Regions from separate parts of the Mus musculus genome. Here all the other regions are linked to region 2. Evidence: chromatin loops called from intact Hi-C (ENCODE). Cell type or tissue: gastrocnemius. All regions are shown on one strand.

Region 1 (8,000 bases), 130 kb after region 2:
TTACAGCACCCTAAATAGAAGCCAACAGTCCTCAGTGCCTTACTGGAGTAGTCCCCACCGGAGTTTGCCTTGGCTGGTCTGCAGAGGGTCAGGGTCCAGCCCTTTCCCCCTGCCATGAGATAGCTCCTACCAGCCCCATTCCCCCTGCTTGCTGGGAGAGCTGTGCTGGGACAGGGAGGGAGGAGTCTTCTGAGTCCCAAACTGACTGTCAGGTCTGCCCACAGTTACCAGTAGGTTGTCCCTTAGCATCTCCCAGGCTTTGGGGGACTGACTAGACAGGAAGGCAAGGGGCTGGGGTTCAGTGAGATGTAGGGATTAGGGAGGGCAGCAGTAGAGGAGAGGCCTGGGACAGAAGAGCCCAGAGTGGCCAGGGAGGAGACAGCTAGTGTCTGAGAGCAGCTTGGTGGGTGGCAGTAGTATACAGCCCTATGGATGAGCCGCACAGACCAGAGAGATGAGGGGCCCCAGGCCAGATACTCTTCTGGGGGATGTATTGGTTCAGAGAGAGAATAGATACCAGGCTGCAGGGGTAAAGAGGGAGGGCAGGGAGACAAAATATGACAGAATCAGTTGCCAGAGGCAGATAAGCACTGGCACACTGGGGGTGGGGGTGGCAAAAGCAGCCACATCATGGTCCCAGTAGAGTCTCTGAGCCTTCGATGTTTAGTGTGTGATCTATGCCAAGTTTTACTAGCCATGCCTCAGCATCTTCTATAAAGAAGGGGTTGGCAGCACCTCCTGAGTGGGGTGTGAGGCTCCAACAAGACAATCTATGGGTCTGGCTCAGCACCCCAAGGTGTTTACTGCAAGGAGGTCCAACGGGAAGGGATGGAGGCTGACCAGCTCCACCACAATGGAAGGATGCTCATATCGGACCAAGTAGACAGGAGGGTGTTGACCAGGCTTAGACTGAGCTGCAGGCCTTGGTGTTTGGTGAGAAAGGACTTTACCATTTAGTCTAACTGACCTCTGCCTCCCAACTGTTGGGATTAAAGTCACTGCATTCTTCCCTGGTGAGAAGCCAGCTACTATGGGATGGACATCACGGGTGGTAGGGAGACAGGTCTTGACAGTGGACATCCAGAGGAGGGTGGGAGGGTTGGGTGAGGAAGTGGGGCCAGGCATCTGAGACCTGTTTGGGGAAGGGTAACACAAATGTGTTGGCCAGGGCCTCATCTTTGGTTTTGGTCACAGTCAGGAGGTCCAAGTCCTATTCTAAAAGTTGGTAGAGGACTCCTGTGCCAGTCCTCTGTGCCCTCACTTCCCCAGGCTAGCCTCAAAGGACTAACTGCAGACTTGTTCCTTTGAGCAGGGTCTGTATTTCCACACGACCCTGTAGCCAGCCAAGGTCTCCTGCAGGACACTTCACACTGGAATAGCAGGTAGTGGAGTGCCAAGGGGCTGAGACTGATAGCCAGGGCCGGTAGGTTCCAGGAATGTCACCTCCTCAAATCCCAGTGCTCACCTTACACGACTCCCTCACCTCACCACAGACTCGCCATGCCATACACTGTCTGTTATGATAGGGGCTAAATCACTTTGTACCTGATCAAGCCCAATACTGCTCAGCTAACAAGAATTAGAGTCTGACTTCAGGGGCCAAGGACACTTGTTGCTCTTGAAGAGAACCCAGACACAATTCCTAGACACCACATGGTGGCTCCCAACTCTCTGTAATCCCAGTTTCAGGAGGATCCTAGACACAGTGAACATACATGCACGTAGGCAACACAGTCACACACATAAGGTAACATGGACAAATCTAAGAAATAAAATAAATAAGAAGCCGGGCATGGTAGTGCACGCCCAGCACTTAATCCCAGCACTCGGGAGGCAGAGGCAGGCGGATTTCTGAGTTCAAGGCCAGTCTGGTCTACAAAGTGAGTTCCAGGACAGCCAGGGATACAGAGAAACCCTGTCTTGAAAAAACAAAAACAAAACAAAACAAAACAAAACAAAAAAAACAAAAAACAAAAAAAAAAGAAAGAAAGAAAGAAAGAAAGAAAGAAAGAAAGAAAGAAAGAAAGAAAGAAAGAAAGAAAGAGGAAGAAAGAAAGAAAAGGAAGAAAGAAGATAGAATAAAAAGAACCAGAGCCTGGTATAGTGGTGAACTCCCCTAGCTCAGAGTGGAGGCCGGAAGGTTAGGGGTTTAAGTTTAAATTGAGGCTAGCCCAAGCTACACAAGATCATATGGCTCAAATAAAAACCAAAACACAACAAATATGAGAAAAAAGAAAAAAGGTCAATTTACTTAGCACTGAGGTATATAGCTCATCGGTGGGATGTGTGCCCTGGGTTCTGTCCCTGGCACTACCCTACCCTGCAACATTTATTTTTTCTAACATCCTATGAGGTGGGCCTCTGTTAGACCCAGAGAAGTAGTGATGAGCCCTGGGTCACTCAGGCTGCTCACCTTCCCTGCCACTGCTGTTCTGTCCAGTGCTGGGTCCTCTGGGACATCCCACCCAGAACAGATACACTGCGAGTCCTGGGAACTCCAGGCTTCACCCAGGCTCAGGACTCAGCACCCACTCTGCAGAATCCTGCCGAGGAGAGCAGGGGGCCTGAAATACCCTGCCCTGAGCCATTCCCAGGGTTCTCCAACTCTGGGAAACCACCCCAGTGCCAGCTCTGAGGAAAGTTGAAAATTAGGTGTAATTGGAAACAGGAAACAGAAGAGAGGGGTGTCCAGTTGGTGGCGCCCCATCCTGGGCAGGATGCAGGAAAGAAAGGGTTAGGAGTCTGTAAAATGGAGTCAGAATTTTTTGTTTGTTTATTTGTTTGTTTTGCTTGCTTTATGCCAGTGCATCCAGATGCCAGGCAGTAGACTTTCTCAAGGATAGGCCTGGGCTCCATCAGCCCTGCCATCTCAGGGGGCACTGTCCACATTTTGCAGTTGAGATCCTGGTAGAGCAGACAGGGGCAAACCAGTACTTGCCTCAACCTGTTTGGGCAAAGCTACATGGTTCTTGGGTGAGCAGCAGAGTTGCCTCTGGGCTTCTGCTGGCTCTGGAATATAGCAGCGTTAGGAGTTGTTTATCTGGGTCTGGATCCCCAGGGTCACAGAGAATCCCAAGAGCCTCCCTTGGATAAACAAGCCTGACCTTAGTTAAGCAGGATGGCTAATGCTGACGAGTCTGCTAGTTGCCCCAGCAGGGTTTGATAGACACCTGAGAGGCCTGGTCCCATGGGAAGGAGTTGGAAACCCTAGGCTCAGGCGCAGGATTGGACCTGTCATTTGGAACTAGGTGGCCTCGGCTCCTCAGACGGGATTAATTGAGGCTTGGATTTTGAAGCGGCCTAATCAAAAGGTGGGCTTTGGGATCCCACCAGATTCTTAGATCTGAGTGACCTCCGGACGGCTCGGACCGGACAGAGAAGCAAGTGGGTGGGCCAGGCGCGCCCCCTGCCGGTCGCCCCGTGTCTCTTCGCTCCAGGGTTCACTGCAACTCCTTGCAGCCTCAGTTTCCCTAAATGTGAAACAAGGGGCGACAAGAGCAGCCTTGGAGAGAACTTTGTGATGCCAAGTGGGCCAGTGCATAGCCTTGGAGTCTCTTGGGATTGGGTTGTCATGCATGCCTGATTCTTCAGGGATGCAGGGAACCCGACAGCTCATTTCTCCCGGTCCCCTGCAGTGGACGGCTGCATTCATCGGGCCGCGGGATCCCTGCTCACGGACGAATGCCGCACCCTACAGAACTGCGAGACCGGCAAAGCCAAGATCACTTGCGGCTATCGGCTGCCAGCCAAGTGTGAGTGTTCGAGGGGAACTGCCCACAGTCACAAGGGGGTGTCTTAACGTTAAGTGTAAGGGCCTGGCCCCTCTGACACTCAAGATAGCAGTTGGCAAATGGCTGGAGTTACAGCAGAGAGGAGAGTGAGAGGGCAATGTCAAGGTCTTTCACTACCTAGCAGTGACGTGGGTGGGCGGTCACAGTGTGTGCTGCAAGGGTGAGGTCCTTCTAGCGAGACAGCATGAGAGAATGATTGAAACTGTCACCCTATCCTAGATGTCATCCACACGGTGGGGCCCATCGCCGTGGGCCAACCCACTGCCAGCCAGGCGGCCGAGCTCCGCAGCTGCTACTTGAGCAGCCTGGACCTGCTGCTGGAGCACCGGCTGCGCTCAGTGGTAAGAGTCAACTGGCGGCAGGGTCAGGGTCAGGGTCATCAGGGAAGGCACCAAGTAACCAAGTCCCCATGTCATCTTGCCCTCTCTTCCCTAGGCTTTCCCGTGCATCTCCACAGGCGTGTTTGGTGAGTCTGGAAAAGCCAGGCCTGGTGTGGGCAGTGGCTCCTCCCCCGCCTTTCATCGAGGAGGTGGGTGGGGTGGGGCGGGGCCAGATGTGGACTCACCAGACCCTGCCCTCAGGCTACCCCAATGAGGAGGCTGCAGAAGTAGTGCTGGCTTCGCTGCGGGAATGGCTGGAGCAGCACAAGGACAAGGTGAGACCTGACAGAGGTTGGCAGTGAGGCTGAAGCCTGGGTGCCTAGCGCTGAGCTGTGGCGGGTCAGTACCTGCCCTCCCCCAGCCCACTCCCTAGGCCAGGCGTATTTGTTGTGAGACAGAGATGGGAAGGGGTGAGTGTGCAGTCTGAACCCCTTCTATAAATGGCACAGTGAATTCTCCAATCTCCTGTGGTACCCATGGTAGAGACCCCGCAAGGGCAGGTGCATTTGGGGGAGCACACAGTACCAGCACTGAGAGGCCAGTGGAGGCCTAGCCCAAGCTGAGCAAGTCTCCCTGGCACAGGTGGATCGGCTCATCATCTGTGTGTTCCTGGAGAAGGACGAGGGCATTTACCGGGAGCGCCTTCCCCATTATTTCCCAGTAGGTATGTGCCCTTTTCTCCTGGCCACCCCAGGCCAGCCTACCCCTCCCCCAATGCCCCGGGGCATCTCTCACTGTCCTCTGCCTTCCAGCCTGAGGTTCCCACATCCCACCCTGAACAGGACTGGTAAGCAGGGCCTGGCCCAGTACTGTGTGGCCGCGCTACACTACTAACCTGGACCTCTAACACCCGCTCAATCTGCTATCGCTTACCTCCATGCAGTGGGGTGGTGAAGGCAGGGGGGGGACCCTGGGGCTTTCAGAAGTCCTCAATTCCCTTTAACCTATCTGCTCTGCCCTCAGACCCACCCGGGCCTGTAGGAATTCGTTCCCAGCTTTGAGAGGTCTCAGAAGCCTACAGCTTGTTCCAGCCTGGCCATCACAGGGTTCTGTCCTTTCCTTCAGCCCTGCCTTTCAGAAGCCTCCTAATAAAGCTGTCTGGCTCAGCCCTCACTGTCTGGGTCTGGCTGGGTTCTCCTCCCCCCACCCCCCAAGGTAGCCCCTGGTAGGGGTGGTGTCTTGGACATCTTGCTTCAAGAGGCTACAACAGCCCTGGGTGAGCCAGGAGGGTAGATGCATGGGCCAGACAGCAGAGGCAGCGGCAGCAGCACTTCACATTTATTGAGGGCCTGCCCCCAAGGAGCTCACAGCCTGGGCTGAGACCCCACATGTGCTGGGGGTGGGGAGGAGAAGGCAGGTAATGCAGATATGGCCCAAGCAAAGGGGGTGCAGAGCAGGCACAGGCAGGGGCTCTGGGGAACAGGGGACAGGCAAGCTCTACTAGAGTGTCTCTCTCACACCAGGTCAGCTCCTCCAGGGCCCAGAGGATGCCTAGCTGCTCCACCCACTCTAGGCCAGCCTCCTCCCATGAATCTCTCACCCCAGTACTCCTCAATCATGCAGGCCCTTGAAGGTTGGCAGAGAGTTGTATCTGGGGCCCTGGCCAGAACAGCAAGTCTGTAAGTGCTTTGTATGGGTGGCTTGAGACCTCTGGTCAAGTTCCCACAGAAACCCTTGGGAGGCTAAGGAAGAAAGGGCAGGCCTATGGGAGCAGAACTCCAAGGAACCAGAAGGGGCCCACAGAGGCCTGGTCCCTTCCAACTTCTCTTGGCAGGAATGCTTGGGGTAGATGGTTGGAAAGCTGGGGACCCATCCTCGGGAAAGGGACAGCCAGACACAAGGCAGCCAGCGGGCAGGTAGGGAAGGGCGGCAGAGCAGGGAAGCGCACACTCGGGCTCACCACCAGCATCCCCTTTAATAAAACATGGAAGGTTCTATGACAGGAGAAGGGAGGAGTGAAATATGACCATTTACAACCACACACAAAAAAAAAAAAAAAAAAAAAAGAAAAAGAAGAGAAAGAAAGAAAACCCTCTGTACATGTCTAGCGCCTGGCAGGGGAGGCAGGCGGGGCACAACAGGCCAGCCGGTCCTATTTGTAGAGGATATCGTAGTGTCCAGGTCGGTAGAGAAGGTAGACCTTGGGCTCGGAGCCCTCGGGGAAGACGTGTGGGTTGGTGGTGCCGCCCTCGCCGCGGTCCATGTACTCCACTTGGATGGACACACTGAGGGCCTGGGCCAGGGCTATGATGTGGATGTGGTCGCTCTCCTTGCACATGGGTTCCACCTCCTGTGGCACAGGGGCAGGTCAGGCCTGTCCCAGGATCCCTCCCCCAGGTCCCACAGCTCACCCTGGCATGCCCCACCCTGACACAAAAGAGAAAAGGAGGGCCCCAAAGCAGAGTGAGAGAGGAGGTGGCACCTGCTGGCAGAACTCCTTAACAGTCCGGCCACCCTCGATGAAGTGCTCGAAGAACTTGCTCTCCCGCTGTAGGTAGCCTGAGGTGAGCAGTCGCAGGTAGACCACAAGGTAGTCTGAGGTGCTCTGGTCATTGAAGGAGGCCAGCAGGTCAGCTACTGAGGTCTGCTTCTCCACCTGCTCGATAAGGTCCATGAACTGCCCCACCCAGGGACAAAAGGTAAGATGAGGAAGATGGCAACAGGCCACCCTTACCATACATTAACCCAGCCTGAAACTGGTGGGCTCACTCACCGTGTTGTGGAAGTCTTCAATTGTGAATTCAGTGAAGCCCTGGGATACCAGGTCCTCTTTACTCTTGGCAGACACGGCTTTGAACCTGCAGGTGGGAAGGAATGGGAAGCCAATATGGGCTCCTCGGCTAGCAGAGCAAGGCCCTAGCCAGCCCAGTCCTGCCTAGACAAGGACACCCACCAAGCTCAAAAAGAAGTCCCCAAGCAACCCAAATGATGGGTAGCCTAAGGCCCTGACTTCCTCATGAGAGGTCCAGAGCCCCAGTGCCTGTCGTCCTCACCGCTGCAGTTCCTTGCTGTCATCTAGCAGTGCCTCCAGGTGGGAGAAGCCAAACGCTCGGTAGAAGCAGTTGCCATCAGGCCGGGTCTTCCGTATGTATGAGTACTTTTTGTGGAGGTCCTGCAGAGATGCAGCTCAGCTTAACATTCACCAGCCCAAGAAATGGCTAGAACAGCAGGTGGCAACTGAGCTCCCACCTCCTGGCTTCTGAATGGGGACACCAAGTAACCCACTGGCACTCTTGGAAGCTATGCACTTATGTGTCAATGGTTGTACGGTCGCCAGCCGCTAAGCCATGTGGGTACCACTGGCTAGAGCTTTGTTTAAAAACAGGTGACTAAATCTGTCCTTGACTAATACAGCTTTTTAAGGTCTTTAATGCAAGCAAGACAAACGGGAACAGGACAGGCCATACTACCAGCTGCCCTGCCCAGTAGGGCTCTAGCCACAGAGAAGCTCTCCCTACAGTCTGGGGCTAAACTGGCTCTCCAATACACTTTCACCTTCTAACCATGCTGCCCACAACAGGGACCACCTCCTTCAGCCCTTCCTGCTTCCTCGAGATGAAGCAGTCCCATGACACAGACTCCTAGTACTGCTTAAGCAGGTCTTACCCATCTGGACAACCCTGGCCCTGGTCACCCCTTGTGCCTGCTCCTTCCTCAGATGACTATCCTCAGACAACTGTCAGTAAAGAGAGTCCTTTTACACTGAAAATATGGCCCTGACATTTCATCTGCCACTATGCTGCCCCAATATTCACTACCAGCTCCTGTCCCTCAGATTCAAGGACACCTTCCTATCAGTTTTGACTCCAGAGTCATATAAGATCCAGGT
Region 2 (8,000 bases):
ACAGTGAGCAGGGACTGAGCGAGCAGGGTTGACTGGAGCGCGCAGAGGTCTTAAATTCAATTCCCAATAACCACATGAAGGCTCACAACCATCTGTACAGCTGCAGTGTACTCATATACATAAAATAAATAAATAAGTAAGTCTTTAAAAAAAAGGAAATGGAAAGGGTGATGAGAAGGGGACTTGAAAGAAAACTGTCATTCCAGGCAGAGCAGATGCAAAGACCTGAAGCAGGGAGTCACCAGGGTGTTTGAGGTAAATCGCCAGGTCAGTGGATGCGGGTGTAGTTAGGAGGTAGGGTTTGGAAATGGGGTGTGTGTATTATAAGGGTCAGCTTGGGTCAGGTCATGCTTTTTAGGTTTGAGCTGAGTCTCACCTGCAGGAACCTAGGCCTTTGTGTAAGCATCCTACCAGCTGGTCTACATTCCCAGACTTAACTCCTACCTGTGTTCTGATGCCATTTGGGTTCATTCATGTGACTTTTGCTGTGTGTTGTCCCCTCTCTAGTGATGGTGAGGTCAGCCACTCCATTCTGTTAGTCTGTGTTTGAGGGACCATAATTGGGCTGAGCCTAAGTGTATGGATGGCCTCGTGCCAGCAGGGGGAGCCTGTGAGCCATGAGCCTGGACTAAGCGGTTGCTGAGATGCTCTATCATGGTGGCGAGGGAAGGTCTGACAGGGCAGAGGGACCAACTTGGAACACTCAGAGTCTCTGAGCATGTGGGGGCCTGGGTCCTTTCTCACCATCTGAGTGACCTCAGGCTGCCTCCCAAGTCCCTGCTGCCTCATCTATAAAAATGGGAATATTTGTCTACGAGCTGCATAGAGCCCCTGGCCAGTGCAGGCAGGACGCTGACACCAAACACCAGGCCTGCCAGAGTCGGACTTTGAGGATCCTTGTCTCACAGCTAGTGACACTGTGGCTGAGAAGGGACAGAGCATCACCAACCCACCTGGTTTAGTGTGTTTACAGTTTGCAATTGTTCTCCAAGGGGCATCTTATCCCCCTACAAGTAAATGAGGGATCTAGAGAGATGTTTAGGTACCAGGAATTGGCCAGGTTGAATTCTCAACTGGGTTCTTAATGGCTGAGTCAGTCCCTCAGTCTCCCTGGGCCTCAGTTTCTCTTCTTGAACAAAGACAGGAGGTCAAAATGTTGTGGAGTCTGCCATGCCCTGGCACCCCACCCCCACCCCCCATTCAGGAAGCATGGCTGGTAGGACCGGGTTATACCCTTGGTCTCGGCAGCAAGTCCTCCGGAGGAAGAGTCTGACTGCTCTGTGCCTGTCCTGCCCCTGCAGCCTTTCTGAAGGGCCTGAGTGACAAGCAGAGAGAGGAACATTACTTCTGCAAGGATTTCATTAAGCTGAAGAAGATCCCCACGTGGAAGGAGACAGCAAAAGGTATTATACCCTATTCCCTGGGCACGGAAGCCCCTCCCCCCTCGCAGAATGACTTGGGAGGATCTTCCAGAAGCATCCAGGAGCACCAACTGAGTGCTCCTTGCATCCAGGCCCTCTGCACGTGTCTCCTCATTTAATTACTAACACTGCCTGAGGCCTTGGTTTGCAGTCCCATGACAGCATTAGGAAGCCAGCTCAAGCGAGGCCACATAAGCCATCCACCTTGGGTAACTCAGTTACTGGGGACTGGGGTTTGATGCTGTGGCGCACTTGCTTAGAGGGGCATGCTGGGGAACTTCCGAGCCCTGAGAGCACAGATCTGATGCCCCATGACCTCAGTCAGGCTCTTATCCCACCTCAGACTCTGTGTGATACCTATAAAATGGAGTGTGTGAAACCAAGCATGGAGGGCATTTTGGGAGTCCCAGCACTTGTGAGGCAGAGGCAGGAAGATGTCTGGCTCTTCAGTGACTCTTCAGTGAAGGCCTTCTGTGTGACCCCCTGACCCTACCTGTTCTAGGGCTGGCTGTGAAGGTGGAGGACCCCAAGTATAAGAAGGACAAGCAACTGAATGAGAAAATCTCCCTGTACCGTGGGGACATCACCAAGCTGGAGGTGGATGCCATTGTCAACGCTGGTGAGTGACTGGCCTGAGTCAGAGGCCTGGGGGGACACCTTAGGCCTGGTTGGTGTGCCAAAAATGGGTGGGCGCCACCTGGCTCCAGAGAGGCTCCCAATTGCTAGTGTGGATGGCCTCCTGGCGCCACCGGAGCCCAGCGTGGCTGCCACTTGGGCTCCTCTTCTTTTGAAGCCCTGACCTGCCTTCTGGGGGCACCTCCCTCTGCCAAGCTGCCTTGCAGCCCTGAGGCCCATTAGCAGCGGGGATGGGGGAAAGCTGTCTGGAATGAAGCCACACTTCCCTGCCTGAGAAGAGGCCAGAGCCAACTCTCCTCGACCTAGGGCAGGGGTGGGGACTGTGGCTGCCTTCCCACCCCCACCAGTCCTGCCTCACTCCACACCTGGCCAGGTGAGGGAGCTCACAAGGGAAGGGAGAGGACGGAGAGGTTCCCTCAGCCCCCTGGCAGCTCTCCAGTGCCTGGGCCGCGAGCTGCTCCGCTTCCTGCACGTGGTCTCTTCTTGCTGGCTTGGCGGTTTATTGTGATGAGTAGAGAGGAGGCAGCTGCTTCTGTGGGGGAGGGGAGAAGGCCGTGTGTGTCTGGCTGAGGTCAAGAGGCTCTGGGAAGGGCTCTGGAGTCATCAGGAACTGGTGTCTGGGGATAGTAAATCGTGTACGTGTGTTGGAACTTCCTGGAACAAGGTCGGGTGGCTTCCCTCCCTCCCTTCCTCCCTCATACAACCTCCAGGAACTACAGTAGGCAGTAGAGGTATCGTTTTCTATGATTCTGTGAATATCAGGGCAGAACTCCTAGCACAGAGCTCCAACTCACAGGAAAAAGGTATGATGATACCAGCCCCTCCCCTGTGCAGCCCAGGGCACCGCAGGTACTTGTAGACCTTCTGCCGCCTGGCTTGCTCTGCCATCCTTGAGTCTTGACAAGGGAGGAGGTTCTTCCAGGACTCTAGAACTGGATGCAGCTGATGCTGTCCACGCCTCCTTGGCCTCCTTAAGTAACCAGGCATCCAGCAGAGGTGGCTGCTCCCTGGTCCTTTCTGATTGTGATCTGGGTGGCATTTTCTGGTAGGGTTCTAGGCTGGTGTTTGTAGAGGATGCTCACTGTACTCCCCCCCCCCCCCCCCGCCTGTCTCAGGCACACAAGTGACAGCTGGCATTCAGTGCCAGAGAGAGCTTGGGTTACCTTTGCATTTCTGCTGTTGCATCTGTGTGTCTCCCTGGAGAACCTGACAGGGTTGGTAGGTGGCGGGGAGTTCGACAAATCTATCTGACTGAAGGCAGCCTTATCTGGTTTGCACAGGCTGCACCAGCTCCTCGGGGAGAATGTTGCTACCCACCCCAGAGGTCCTCAGGAAGTCTCTTGGCTCTGCCTTGCCCTGGCACCTGACTCTGCTGGTCACTGCCGAAGGTGTGCGAGGCACCCAGTTGGTTCTTCCCCCGTGGAGCTGTAAAATGGACAATGGAAAAGCGGGCAGCCTGGCTGGTGAACAAGTGTGGGTGCAGGGACCAAAGTATCAGAGGGGCAGGAGAGGGCTCTGGAGACTGGTACAGGGTGGGTCCATGGATCTGCCTGTCAGCTCTGTTACTGAGGCGCACTCCAGCACTAGCTGAGCTGGCTGCCCTGGGCTGGCGGCCTTCTCGGCCATGCTTCCCCCAGGACGTGGCATCCGGGGAGGTGCACTTGCCAGGCTTCTGTCTCTGCACGATGGGGATGAGGGAGAGTGATCTGTCGGATTGTTGGGGACACGAGGTGGGAATGACACTCACTTACCGCCTGCACGGGAGCCAAGGGTTCGACACCTGCACTGTGACACCATTAGCATCATGCCGAGTGCCAAGGACTCGCTGCTTCCTGTAGATGGCCAGCCATCCCTCCTCTCGCTTGCCTTAGTGGACCTAACACCTCTTGGTGTTAGGCAAGTGAATGGCAAGCAGTAGCTGAAGCAGATGTTGGACATTGGTTTTTCCACGCAGAGCCTGCGTCCCTAGTGTTTGATGCGGGTATTGGTCTTAGTCAGAGGAGTCCTCAGTGGCCTGGGTTCTCTCCCCAACCCCCTGCGATCTTTTGGGCCCTGGCTTCACCCTGTCAGAGTCGCCCACCAGGAGGCAGCAGAGATCGCGTTTCCGAGGAGCCCATAAATCAGCCTTTATTAGTGAAATAAAAGTCGCAGGCAATGTGGGGCTTTTCAGGGCTGCATAAATCTGCGTCCGAGCCTCGTGAAACCCATATGTGCTTAATTCATATGTAAAGTTTCAAGCAGGAAGAGAATGCGTGTCCATTAAATTCTATTTGACTTGATTATAATCATTAGCCGTGAATAATTGCTTCTCATTGCCGACCGCAGAGCCACCACAATAGGCGAGAGGAGAGAGCAATTATCTCGGGGTGGGAATTTTTAAATTTTTATTTTTGAAGCCAAGGGTAGCATTGGCCTGTGGGCATATGATAGCCTGTGGTGCACAGGGTGGGCTGGGAGTGGTTGGGGCTTGAAGTTCCACCAGGGCTTCCACTGTGTGTGTGTGTGTGTGTGTGTGTGTGTCTGTCTGTCTGTCTGTGTCCCCCTGGGCCTCCGAGGGGGCCTGTGAGGGGACGGGGAGACTTGGATCTTATTCCTATGCTGAGAAGTGGGAAGCTAAAGGGAAGGATCTCTGGCTGAGTTGTAGGCATCTCTGTCCCTTGGTATAGGAGTCAGGGAGTGTGTGTAGAGGGGAGGTCCAGTGCCCTCCCCTGCTACTCCTCACATTCACCCTTGTCTTTCTACTGGCCATCTAGCATTGTGAAGCCCAGGACTGATTTCAGTTCTGTTTTAATGGCATGTGTGATGTGACTGGTGCGTGTGAGGTGGTGGAGTGTGATGGCAGGCATGTGTGTCTGTGATGTGGATGCATGCCGTGTGGCAGAGGTAGGATGCTTGGGGCAGAGAGAAGGAGGGATGCCTGGCTAGTGAGTGGCAGGGCTTAAGGTCACAGGGGCAAGCCAAACTTACTAAACTTTCCCCACGGCTGCCTCATGGGCTAACGGCCAAGGCCATCAGGGCAGTGCCCGAGAGAGAGCCCCAAGCTCTTGCCATCTGTGCTGGCCATGGCTCCTGCCCACAAGGGTATGCCACATCCATCTTAATGAAATCGACTGCCACGCTGGCTGGCAAGATAAGCTGGGGAGCCCCTTGTGGCCATTCTGTCCTCCAGGCATCGGAAAGGCTGGGGCAGTGTCTGTGTCTCTAGCTTTTCCTTTGACCCCTGGGACTGTGTGTGTCTGGGCTTCTCCACTTGGGGTGGGAGGTGTTGTGACCTTTACAGGGCTTGAGTCTTCGCTCTGCCTCAGGGGATGGATGTATCCTTAACATCATGTCTGGTGTTTGTGGGCCCCTGTGCCCGAGATGGCCAAGTCTCAGTTGGGAACACAAAGACCCTCATTCTTGGCCAGTCCCGGGGTCCAGTGGCCTGGCTTTGGCCTCAGAGTCATCTTAGGGCAGAGCATGCATGAATGTCACACTTTGTGCAGAGACACAGCCCTTCTTCTCTTCAGAGCAGTCTGAGTCTACACATGTGTGTCAGGGCACTGAGGCCTTTGGAGTGGAATCTGGGGGCTCCAGCCAGCACCTCCCATCCCTCAGGTCCTCATCTGGAAACTGCCATCATCCTGGGCCCCAGCCTGTGTGGGAGTGAAGATGACACATGCTTAGCCCTGACACACAGAGGGCCCCAGTAAATTAGTCCTGGGGAAGTCAGAGCAAGAGCAGCTAAGTAGAATATAATGTGACATGGCGGCGCCGGGAGGGAGGGTTGAATAAAGTATGCGTGAAGCCGCAGGGACCAATTAATTCTGCAAGGAGGTGGCAGGGAGGCGAGAGGGTCACAGAGGCCTTTGAGGGGCCTGGGATCTGGGGCCTGGCCTTAAAGAATGGGTGGGAAGCCATGTCTCACAGCGACAAGCTGGCCTCGCAGGGAGACTTTTAAGCTGCTTATTTATTTAAAATAAGGCTTGAGTGGCACTCAGCTTAAGTCCTGCGGCTTTGATTTGTGAGAGCCTACCCGCCTCTTATCCCCCACCCTCCTCGCCCCCACCCCAAGCCCTTGTTTCATCCCTTCTTGATGCCCTGAAGGGTACTGGATCCCGGTGTGTAAAGAGCAGGCCCCGACTCTGAGCGTCTGAGCGGCCACAGAGTGCCCCGCCCTGCTCTGGCTGTCCCCCAGCCCTGCCTCGGCTGGACTGGAGCGGGTGATTTAGAGACCGCCTTGATGGACTAGCAAGCAGGGGGCCGCAGGGACAGCGACTGCCTGGTGGGAAGTGATCTGACGCTAAACTGTCGCCGTAAATCGCTTTATCTGTCACTTCAGATTTAAATGTGTTTGCTGAGGCTTGCCGGCCGCCGACAGCAAAAAAAAAAAAAAAAAAAAAAAAAAAAAAAAAAAAAAAAAGCTCGGCATCCGCATGGGTAGGGGCCAGGGCCGGGGCAGGACCGGGGCGGGACTGGGACAGTGCTGGCCGGAGCAAAGCCAGGGAGACCACTGTGGCAGCCTCTGCACGGCCCACTTAGCTTAAATCTGCAGGGCCTGGCCCTGGGCTGCTCAACTTCTCTCTTCCTTTATCTTCCTCCCTCTCTCCCCTTTCTCCTCATCTTCCTCCCTGTCCTCCAGCTCCTTCCCCTTCTTCCTCCTCCTCTTTTTTCCTCCTCTCCTCATCTCACTTCTCTTCTCCCCTCCTTCCCCATTTTCCCCCTCCTCCACCCCTCTCAAATTTCCCCTTCCTCTTCTCCAGGCCTGTCCTCTCCCCCACCCCTCCAGAGTTCCATTCCTTTTACAAGTCGTAGTGCATCTCCAGGTCTGTGTATATGGCCCTCTCGCCCAGCACTCAGATGTGACAAGCTCTAATTCCCTGTCTTTGCTGACTGCTGGAAGCAGAGGGCTGAGTGGAGAGTGAGCAGGGGTTTGCTCTGGGGAACTACCGTTTGGATTTACTGGCCTCACACGGACTGGAGGTAGCTTCCTGCCGTCCGGTTAGTTGTCCTGGGTTTAGAGTTCCAGCCCCCAGTTCTTCAAGGACTGCCCACCCTGGGTTGCCTTGACTGGCAACCCTGGGTTGCCTTGACTGGCTGAGGCTTCCTGAGCAAGAGACTAGGTCTCTCATGAGATCATAGAACCAGGTAAGAGTCCTTAAGCCAAGCATGGTGGCACATGCCTTTCATCCCTTCCTTCTGGAGGTGGAGGCGGAGGCAGAGGCAGGCTGCTGTCCATGAGTTCGAGGCCAGCCTGGACTATATAGTGAAACCCTGTTTCAAAAACAGACAAACAAATCAAAACCCCTTGTCTTTGACACTGGGGTTTAGAGGGATGCAGCCAGCGTGACCCTCGCTGGGGATAGCCTGGCGTGGGAACGACATGGAGCGGGGAGGTGAGTCAGCAGGCCTGAGGTCCAGCAGCCACCCTCCCGAGTAAAGAAGCACGAAAGGCCTGATGCCTCCAGAAGAGTGTGGCTCATTTCCACAAGGTCGAGCCATGTTATATAAATTCATAAATGATGGATCCCTCCTGAATTATTGAGGCTCCCTCTAGGGCTTAGTCCAGTGAGGTGAGCCTCACTGATGGGCAGGGCTCAGAGGAACCCTGTTAAGTTCCTACGGCCTCCACATCTTCTGCTAACATCCTACTGTGAGTCAGGACCCACCTGTCTGCTGTCTACACAGGGAGTGGGGGAGGAGCTCCCACTGTTCTGAGCTCTAGTTGACTTTTGGTGAATAAAAGTGACCCAGTGCTGTTGAGCGCCGGCTCTGGGATCCCTCTCCGGTCCAGCACAAGCCCCACCCTGCCTCTCTAGGCCTCAGAGGAGTCTCTTGGGTTCATAGATATGGACAGTGGTTAACATTCATGGGTCTCTCTTGGGTCTCCTGGCCGTGTGTGAGCCTCTGGCGGCGAGGAAAGAAACACAAGACTCAGTGTGCCTACATGCACAGCACTTGTAA
Region 3 (8,000 bases), 98 kb after region 2:
GCATGGACTCTGCTGGAGACTTCCAGGGTTCACCTCATGGTGGCTGCCCCACTTCCCAGGTGAGGGAGCCCAGGCCCACAAAGGTCAGGCTTGCTGAAGGCCAGCTGGCCAGGCAAAGGAGTCCTTCCCAGGAACCACCTAGGTCCCCAAAATATGACCCACTGGATGACAAGATCCCCCCCCCCCCAGACAGGGTTTCTCTGTATAGCCCTGGCTGTCTTGGAACTCACTTTGTAGACCAGGCTACAAAATCCGCCTGCCTCTGCCTCCCAAGTGCTGGGATTAAAGGCGAGCGCCGCCACCACCACCACCACCGGGCTGACAAGATGTTTAATGTCATTTCCAGATCCTAAGATGAGCCAGCTCGGTAGAATACCTCCTGGCGCAGTCCCCTACCAACCCCCCCCCCAAGCTCCGCCTCCACGACGAGGCCACTTTGCAGGCCTGATGGAGGTGTCAGGGCCCCCTGCACCAAAGCAGAGTGGCTACCTTTTTCTTTTTTCTTTTCTTTTCTTTCTTTCTTTCTTTCTTTCTTTCTTTTTTTTTGGGGGGGGGGGGCTTCTCCATGTAGCCCTGGATGTCCCAAAATTCTCTTTGTAGACCAGGCTGGCCTCCATCTCATTGATTCATGAGTCTCTACCTCCCGAGTTTTGCGATCAAAGGCATGCACCACCACGCCCTGCCAAGCATCTGCTTTTTTTTTTACAGCAGCCACAGCAGCAGCCATCTCAAGGTCTGCCTCTCTATCTCTGAGACACCTGAGGAGTCTGGTCCACCGGGGCCTCCGGTCCCTCTCCAGCCAACTCTACACCAACACCTTTTTCCCAGTCTTTTGGCAGACTGTCCTGCCCTGCTCTCTCATTTTCAGGCTTGAAACTCACCCCTCCCCATAAGTCATGGGTTTAAGATCCTTGACAGGCAGGCGGGTTCCCAGAAGGGAGGCTACAGACCTGGGGCAGGTAGCAGAGGCTAGGCCACTAGGTTTCAGTGGAGACTTACAGAGCTGAGTCTCCAGGCTAAAACCCTAAAACCTTGCCTGTGCAGCCTGCCAGCAGGTGAAATGATACAGAGATGGCCCTCCGGCCTCTACGACCTCCTCTTAAACAGCCTGAGTGGATCTCCCAGGGGTTTCCACAGGACTCTGAGAGAGACACAGTTGCTAAAGGCCCACATGCCGCTAGTTGCATGGAGGAATCTGACCCCTTAACCTGCCACTATCTCTACAGAGAGCCTCTGCCCTTACAGACCCCTGAGCCAAAGAGCAGAGCCATTAAAGACCTGTAGCAAGTGCACATGCATTTACACAGCAGTCCCTGTTCTCCAACTAAGGTCCAGGGAGTAGTTATAGCAGGCCAGCTATAACAGGACAGAAACACTGAGGCACACAGAGGGAGGACTAGCAAGGTAGAGTCTGATGGATGGACCCCCATCAGACTAGCTGCATGGACTAAGCCAAGTCAGGCTGGCCATCATCTCTGCCTGTGGGCTTCTGAGCCTGGCCTGTCTGGCTTCCACTCTTCAGGGGAGGTTTTGCCTATAATCTTTCTGAGAACCAAGGTGGGATGTGTATACCTAGTTTCTCCACTCCCCCCCCCCCCCGACATCCCCCCTCCATACACTCAAAAAGCAAGACTGTCTCACTTCCCACTTCCCACCTGGCCTGTAGCCCAGTCGACCTCAGCTCTCCCTACCCTCAGACCTCCCAGGGACCCTCATATCCAACCACCCCCCCACCCCCAGGCAGCATCTCTTCCCAGGCACTGGCCCTGGCAGCCTGGGCCATTTCCATTTTAAACCTTCGGAGGAAGCCCTGAGCAATCGCCCACGGCAGGCACCAGCTGACAGGTGATGTTTGTGCCTCTCCTCCTGGGGCTGGCAGGAAGACACGCAGTTGGCTTTCAACTCCAGAAACCTGAGCCTGGAGCCCCTGTGTGCAGCCGCCTTCCCCCGTGCTTGCAGGGAGGGGAGCCCCAACCCACATCCCTCTGCCAAGAGAGTCAGAGGTCTTAGGTCCTCCTTTGCCTACACCCACTCTCCCACCCAGACAGCCTCCCCCCCCCAACTCCTAAGCTACCTAGGGTTGAAAAAGGGTGGGGCTGGTCTCCATCCCCCAAAGGATGCAAGAACGGAGGTGAAGCAAGGCTGGACCTTGTCACCCCTCACCTCTGTTCCCTTGCCTTGGCTTTATTTATTCACATCAGACCTCTCACTTGGGCCTCCAGGGCCTGGCACACCCCAGCTGAGCTGTGTTCTCTCTTAACCATATGCCCGGGAGAGCCTGGAAGCCCTCCCGGGGGCCCCAGGAAGCCTGGAGCAGCTCCCTGATGTCGCTGCTTCACAACTTTGTCCTCCTCAGAGAGCTCTGATCAACCACGGCTCCCTGCAGCTGGGCAACAACGCTCCCCAGCTTTCCGCCCCTGGGCCTCGGATCCCCACGAGGAGGGGCGTGCTCGCGGTCTATTGCCTCCTTGTCTAGGGAGCTGGGGGGTGGGGGATTCTGTGCTGTGCCCCCAGCTCGCTAGTCCCTCCGTTCCACCTTTGCAGCCGCCAGGTGCACAGTCTCAGCCCCCGCCGGCACCAGGCTGCCAGTCCACAGCGCGCGCAGGGAGGGAAGTTGGAGGCTGCCTATGCCCCCCTTGAAGTCGTTTTAAAAATAAAACCTCGCTCTAACCGTGACTCACGCGGCTAGTGGGGACGGGAGCGCGGCGCCGGGCCGGCCCGCTGCCCTCGCCGGGCTCGCCCCTCACCCTCCTTTTCCCGAGTGCGGGGCAGGAGCTGGGACCGACCTGCTCTGCCCGGCGCCCCCCGCGGGCCCGGCTGCCACCCCCCCCCGGGCGCAGCCAATGCTTGGCTTGGGGCTGCAAGCGAGCCCCCGCCCTTTCCAGCCTCCGCTCCAGGGAAAGGGGCCGCGGGCCGCGAACCCCGCGCCTCCCGGCGGCCCGGCCAGCATCGCCCGCTTTGAGCTCTTGACTTTCAATCCCCCTACACCCCGAATCCCAAAAGCTGTACGTCCCCCACCACACCGGACCGACTCCGGCGGCGCGATCCGGCCCGATGCGTGCAGCACGGCCCCCGCCCCGCACGCCCCAGCGCCCCGTCCCGACCCCCGGCCCGCGCAGCTTGCCTTACCTGCGTAGCGGCCGGGGAGGCGGGTCTCCTCGGGAAACTTTGCGGCGGCGGCTGGAGCCTCAGGGGTTATTCCAAGGAGCGGGCGGGAGCCCCAGCCGGAGGGCACCCAGGGGGGCCGGGGAGAGGAGCCCCCGGCGCGCGACGGAGCTCTGTGGCGGGCCCGGGGCGCGGGGCGCGCGGCGGCGCATCTGCCCAGCGGAGCGGCGGGAGGAGTGCGCGGGGTGGCGCCCGGCGGCGGGGTGCGTGTGCCCGGGCTGGTGCGCTCAGCGGGGCGAGGGCAGCGGCGGTGGCGGCGGCGGCGTTCAGGGCGCGGGGAAGCAGGCTGTGCGGCCGCCTCTCCCCTCGCGGCGGCGGCGGCGGCGGGGCTGTGCGTGCAGCGCGGAGCGGGGAGGGCGGGAGCGGAGAGGGAGGCGGCGGGCGGGGAGGAGGCGGCGGGGGCGGGGGCGCCGCGCTGCGCACTGGCCGGCGGGACCCGGAGCGGGAGGCTGCGCCGCCGCGCGGGGACTCTGGCCCAGCCCGGGAGAAACGGCGTCCGTGCGTTCCCCTCCTCCTAGCCTCGGCCAAAATGTCTGGGATGGGGGTGGGGGAGGACGAGTTGGGGAGCTGGTCCCCCCCTAGGGACTAGGGGGAGGGAGGCTCCCAACACCAGTCTCCAGGGCTAGAAGGAGGATGGCAAGAGAAGGGGTTTCTGGCTCGGGCGTCTCCTCCCCCTACATCGATCCTCTCAGCACCCACTCATTCATCTGTCCATCCATTCATTCATTCATCCGTCCACGCGAACATTCATTCACAAACAGAACCCACCTACTCTGCGTGCCCAGGTAACCCTCCTTGCCAGGTGCCCCTTTCTCGGCTCAGGCAACACCACCCCCCTCACTTGCAGCCCCTCCTGCACAGGACCTCTCTGAACTCTGCTTTTCTCTGAGTAGGACCCCACCCAGATGTGTAGGAGGGCAGGTTGGGTCAGATGCCAGCCCCCCCTTCCCCTCCCCTTTGAACAATTTAGCTAACCTCCCTAAACCTATGTGTCCTAAGTATAAAATGGAAGCATTAGCCCCTGGACTACTGGAGGGTTAAGGAGACCCACAAATGGGTATGTGGATGGAGGCAAGACTGATAGACGTTGTTTATGGAATGGGAAAGTTGTGCTATGCGCCCTGGGGACGCGGGGATGGATGGACTAGACAGTTATTTAGCAGGGAAAGTACCCAGACTTAGCCTTGGGAACACTAACATCTCTCTGCCCAGCCTCACAAACCCCGGGTGCAGACCTTGTTACCTTGTGACAGAGCTGGGTGGTCCCTTACAGACTTAGTTTTCCCCTTGGGTGCTGTCTACTCTGGGTGAGTCCCTAATACTGCTTAGACCACCTGTGAGTTCCCCCACAGTTCCCAGGCCCATCCCTAGACCTCCATAATCTATCTAAGACCCTCCCTGCAGGCAGACCCACTCCAACGGCTCCCACCCCAGCATCCCAACTCTAGGACCTTCCAGAAGTCCAGACCAGTCTGCACTTCTTCCCAGGCCACCTTCGCTCAGGATGCCCACTGTCACCCCTGAGGGAGGGCAAGCTGCCCCTCTGAGGCTGCCTTCCCTGCCCCTCCCCCCGCAGTCTTTGCCCCTCCCACCTCCTCCTCACCTCCCAGCTCCCTTCCTTCCTTCCCTCCCTGGGTTTGTGCTCAATTCACTGAACAGCTATTTTTTCCCTCCCAATTTTTACTTATCGCCCAAACAGCATTATATCAACAATAAAGGAAAGGGGGGAAAAATCACCCACAATGCCACCGCCCTGTGGCGTCAACAGCTTCCCTTCCCCTGCTCCCTTCCAGGCCGGTTCAGGACAGAGCTGGCTATAATTTTCACAGAACTGTGATTTCTGTCCTGCCTGCCTAGACCCCCAGATGGACTCGGAGGCCCCAGGGCTCCATCTCCACTGTTCCTCCATCGTGTCTCTTAGCATGTGCCTCAGAAATTCTGTGTCTTCCTCCTTTCCTAAAACAAGCCCCCCCCCTTACCTCCCTACCACCCCATGCCAGGCACCAGGCTGGTGCCAAGCAAGCATCTGGCCTCATACTGAGGTGGGTAGTATGCATGGGCTTGACTTGACACATCGCACTTAGATATCAAAATATCCCCTTCACAATCGTGGCTTTAGTGGTGATGTGATGTTCCTTCCAGCTGATGAACTGTAACTGGCTTAGCAGGAGCTCCTGCGCACGATTCAGGGGACACTGGGGGAGGTCCACCGTGCTGGGTACCATCTGGGACACCAGGGAGACTACTGTGAACCAAGCTGCAGTGGATGCAAAGCTGGGGTTCCAGAAAGGCACATAGTCACCCCTGGACAAGAGCTGAAACAGGATTCTCCACTCGACCCCAGAGACTAGGGCCAAGCCATCTGAGACACCAGAGAGCATCCTGGGGACAGTGGCTGTTCTCCTGGGGTGTGGGGGCAGGAGAAGGTGCAGCAGGAGCCCTTTGCAGAGATGAATGTCATAGTGGGAATGTCTAGGTGCCACCGAGCAAGAACTCTTGGCTGGAGTTGGGGATCAGAGTCAGGAAGACTGTGTGGAAGCGGTGGAAGAGGCTGATAATGGCAGCCGGGCTGGTGTGCAGGATCTTGGACCTATGGACTATGTAGGAACTCTGAGAGAAGTGGGGCATCAACCAAAGACTGTAACTCTAGGACAGTGAGACAGCCAGCTTGAGAGCAGTGAATATAGTTTGTTCAGTCCACAAATACATGATGAACCCCTGTATGCTACAGGCTACAGGAGAACACAGGATAATGGTGAAGGATAGAGTTAGTCCTGGGGGCTGGGTCCTGGGAGGCAATCAGCTTTGAGGGCAGCGCTAGTCACCCAGGAACACTTTGTGGCTTCAACCTTGAGTTTGCCAAGCCCCAGCTCCTCCACTGGGAGGGAGGCAGCAACCAGAACAATGTCCTGCAGCTCAGAGTGGGCCCTCCCACTGGGCAGCAAGGTCAGCCTGGCCCTGCCCGCAGCCTCCTCTCCCCAGCCTCTCAGCCACTACTTACCCTCTTAGGGGGATGTAGCTTCAGTTTGACACCTATATTTGTGGTGGCCAGTGACCCTCAGCACTGTCCCATCCTCCACTTTCTTATGCTAATGAGGCCACCACAGACTTCCTATGGCTAATGTGACAGTCTGGAAAGATCCTAAGATGTCTTCTATCCTACAAGTTGCTGAGATAACTGGATTTGGCAACATTGTTGTCAGGCAAGGCTGGGCCAGTCTTAGGCTCTTTCTGAGATGAGGAAAGATAGGCTCCCCGACTGCACACTTCAACCAGCACCAGTAGGGACCTCCTCTCTGGGGGTTCCAGAGACTCATGGCCACTGGCTACCTGGCCTCCCTGAACCCCAGAGGTGCCCAGGGCATTCGGGGACATTTACACAGGTTTGTGAGCTGTGGGCTGTGAGATAGCTGTGCACACTGCTTCAGGAACTCCTCGCTGGCTCACCAGCCCTCACCTTCCAGCAATGCTTCTGGTCCAGGTCTCTCCTCTACGGTGCTCACTCCCTTCAGCCATTCTCCCCTGAGAGTTCCTGTTGGCAGAATACTGAGGGCTGAAGCTTCTCACAGACAGCAATGTAGAGGGCTACTGGTGACTGAGTCTCAGGGCAGTCTCAGAGAGCAGGATAAGGCCCTGGAGAGGGAGATCCAGGAGCAACCAGAGATGGGGCTAAGTCCAGTATGCTAAGGCCCGCAACTCCTGAAAATGGCGACTGGGACAAGGGTGCTTTGAAGAAGGGTCAAGCCAGGGACAGCTGCTGGCTGAGGATCTACCCACTGAGTTGGCCTGTCTGATTTGAGTCCCATTGTCCCCTGAGACAAGCCCCCCCCCCTACCCAAATGACTTACCCATAGGCCAAAGCCTGGCCATCCTGTCTACCGAGTCTCTCCCCGACTCCTTGTCTTTCTCCTTTCTTGTCGGGGCTATAAGAGAGTACCATGGCCTGGGTAGTGTATAAAGAAAAAGGGTTGTTTAGGGAAAGGTCCTGGTCATGACACATCTGGTGTAGGTTTTATTGCTTATGGTGATTCTATTGTGTCATGTGGTAAGACAGGGCAAGCTAGCCAATATATGTTTGGTTTTTTTTTTTTCCTTCTCTTTTTTGTTTGTATGTGTTGTTTTGTTTTTGAGACAGAGCCTCATGTAGCCCATGCTGGCCTCAAACTGGCTATGTAGACAGGGATGACCTTGAACCCCTCCCACCCCCCATTCACCTCCCTCACCACACCTGGCTGTTTCTCTCCTCTTAGAAGGCCACTAATGGTGGGGCTGGGCTGTAGCTCAGCGATAGGGCACTGGGCAACCATGTGCATCCTGAACTTCAGAAAAAGGGTGTGGGGAGCACTAATCCCCTCATAAAGGTCCCATGACCTCCTCTAACCCTAATTGCAGCCCAGAGACTGATACCTCTAAATACCACTTCAGAGGGCTGGAGAGATGGCTCAGCGGTTAAGAGCACTGACTGCTCTTCTAGGGGTCCTGAGTTCAATTCCCAGCAACCACATGGTGGCTCGCAACCATCTATAAACAGTTCCGGCGTTCTCTTCTGCTGTGTCTCCAGCTACAGTGTTCTCATATACATAAAATAAATAATATTTAAACACCACTTTAGAGATTACATTTTCTTTATTGTTTTTCTTGTATCAGAGAAGGAGATCCAAGGCCTTCTGAGTGCTAGGCCAGCGGCCTACACGGAGTTACAGTTAGACCACGGTCCTTAGTTTTGTTTTAAGATCAAACTAGGGCTGGCCTTGAACTCCTGCTGCCCCTGACCACCGGGATTGTAGGTGTGTCACCATGGCTGTTTGTGTGGTGCTGGGGATGGAACCCAAGGC

The links. Hi-C counts contacts between places; a loop is a spot of excess contacts. Peaks named below come from ENCODE experiments on the same cell type or tissue, not always from the same donor. Only the 100,000 strongest peaks of a DNase experiment are listed, where the experiment ranks them.
Region 1: a loop joins it to region 2, with 6 times the contacts of the local background. A loop is called at or near these places in 41 of 42 quality-filtered maps.
Region 3: it touches region 2 in a loop (3-fold over the local background); 14 of 42 quality-filtered maps call a loop at or near these places.

Annotation. Positions count from the first base shown.
Region 1 is chr19:7,192,779-7,200,778 of GRCm38, forward strand. It overlaps Macrod1 (mono-ADP ribosylhydrolase 1), which reads left to right. Exons shown (of 11, transcript NM_134147.4): 5 at 3,636-3,752; 6 at 4,011-4,132; 7 at 4,227-4,257; 8 at 4,373-4,446; 9 at 4,754-4,835; 10 at 4,924-4,958; 11 at 5,135-5,284. The coding sequence ends at 4,928. Otub1 (OTU domain, ubiquitin aldehyde binding 1) reads right to left here. Exons shown (of 7, transcript NM_134150.2): 4 at 7,165-7,283; 5 at 6,885-6,969; 6 at 6,594-6,788; 7 at 5,428-6,461. The coding sequence ends at 6,264. Among named protein-coding and RNA genes, the nearest start is that of Otub1, 9.5 kb to the right of the region's middle. In gastrocnemius, no CTCF peak of the experiment used is centred here; DNase peaks (open chromatin) are centred at 3,405, 3,661 and 4,926; H3K4me3 peaks cover 195 bases; H3K27ac peaks cover 1,423 bases.
Region 2 is chr19:7,064,164-7,072,163 of GRCm38, forward strand. Macrod1 (mono-ADP ribosylhydrolase 1) reads left to right here. Exons shown (of 11, transcript NM_134147.4): 2 at 1,302-1,403; 3 at 1,924-2,040. Among named protein-coding and RNA genes, the nearest start is that of Macrod1, 11 kb to the left of the region's middle. In gastrocnemius, CTCF peaks have their summits at 602 (motif pointing right) and 4,117 (motif pointing right); DNase peaks (open chromatin) are centred at 604, 2,446, 3,817, 4,139 and 3 more places; H3K4me3 peaks cover 832 bases; H3K27ac peaks cover 1,186 bases.
Region 3 is chr19:7,162,563-7,170,562 of GRCm38, forward strand. All of the region lies in intron 3 of Macrod1 (mono-ADP ribosylhydrolase 1), which reads left to right. It also overlaps a transcript of Flrt1 not described here. Among named protein-coding and RNA genes, the nearest start is that of Otub1, 40 kb to the right of the region's middle. In gastrocnemius, a CTCF peak has its summit at 3,647; DNase peaks (open chromatin) are centred at 1,824, 2,727, 3,192 and 3,510; H3K4me3 peaks cover 2,134 bases; H3K27ac peaks cover 2,256 bases.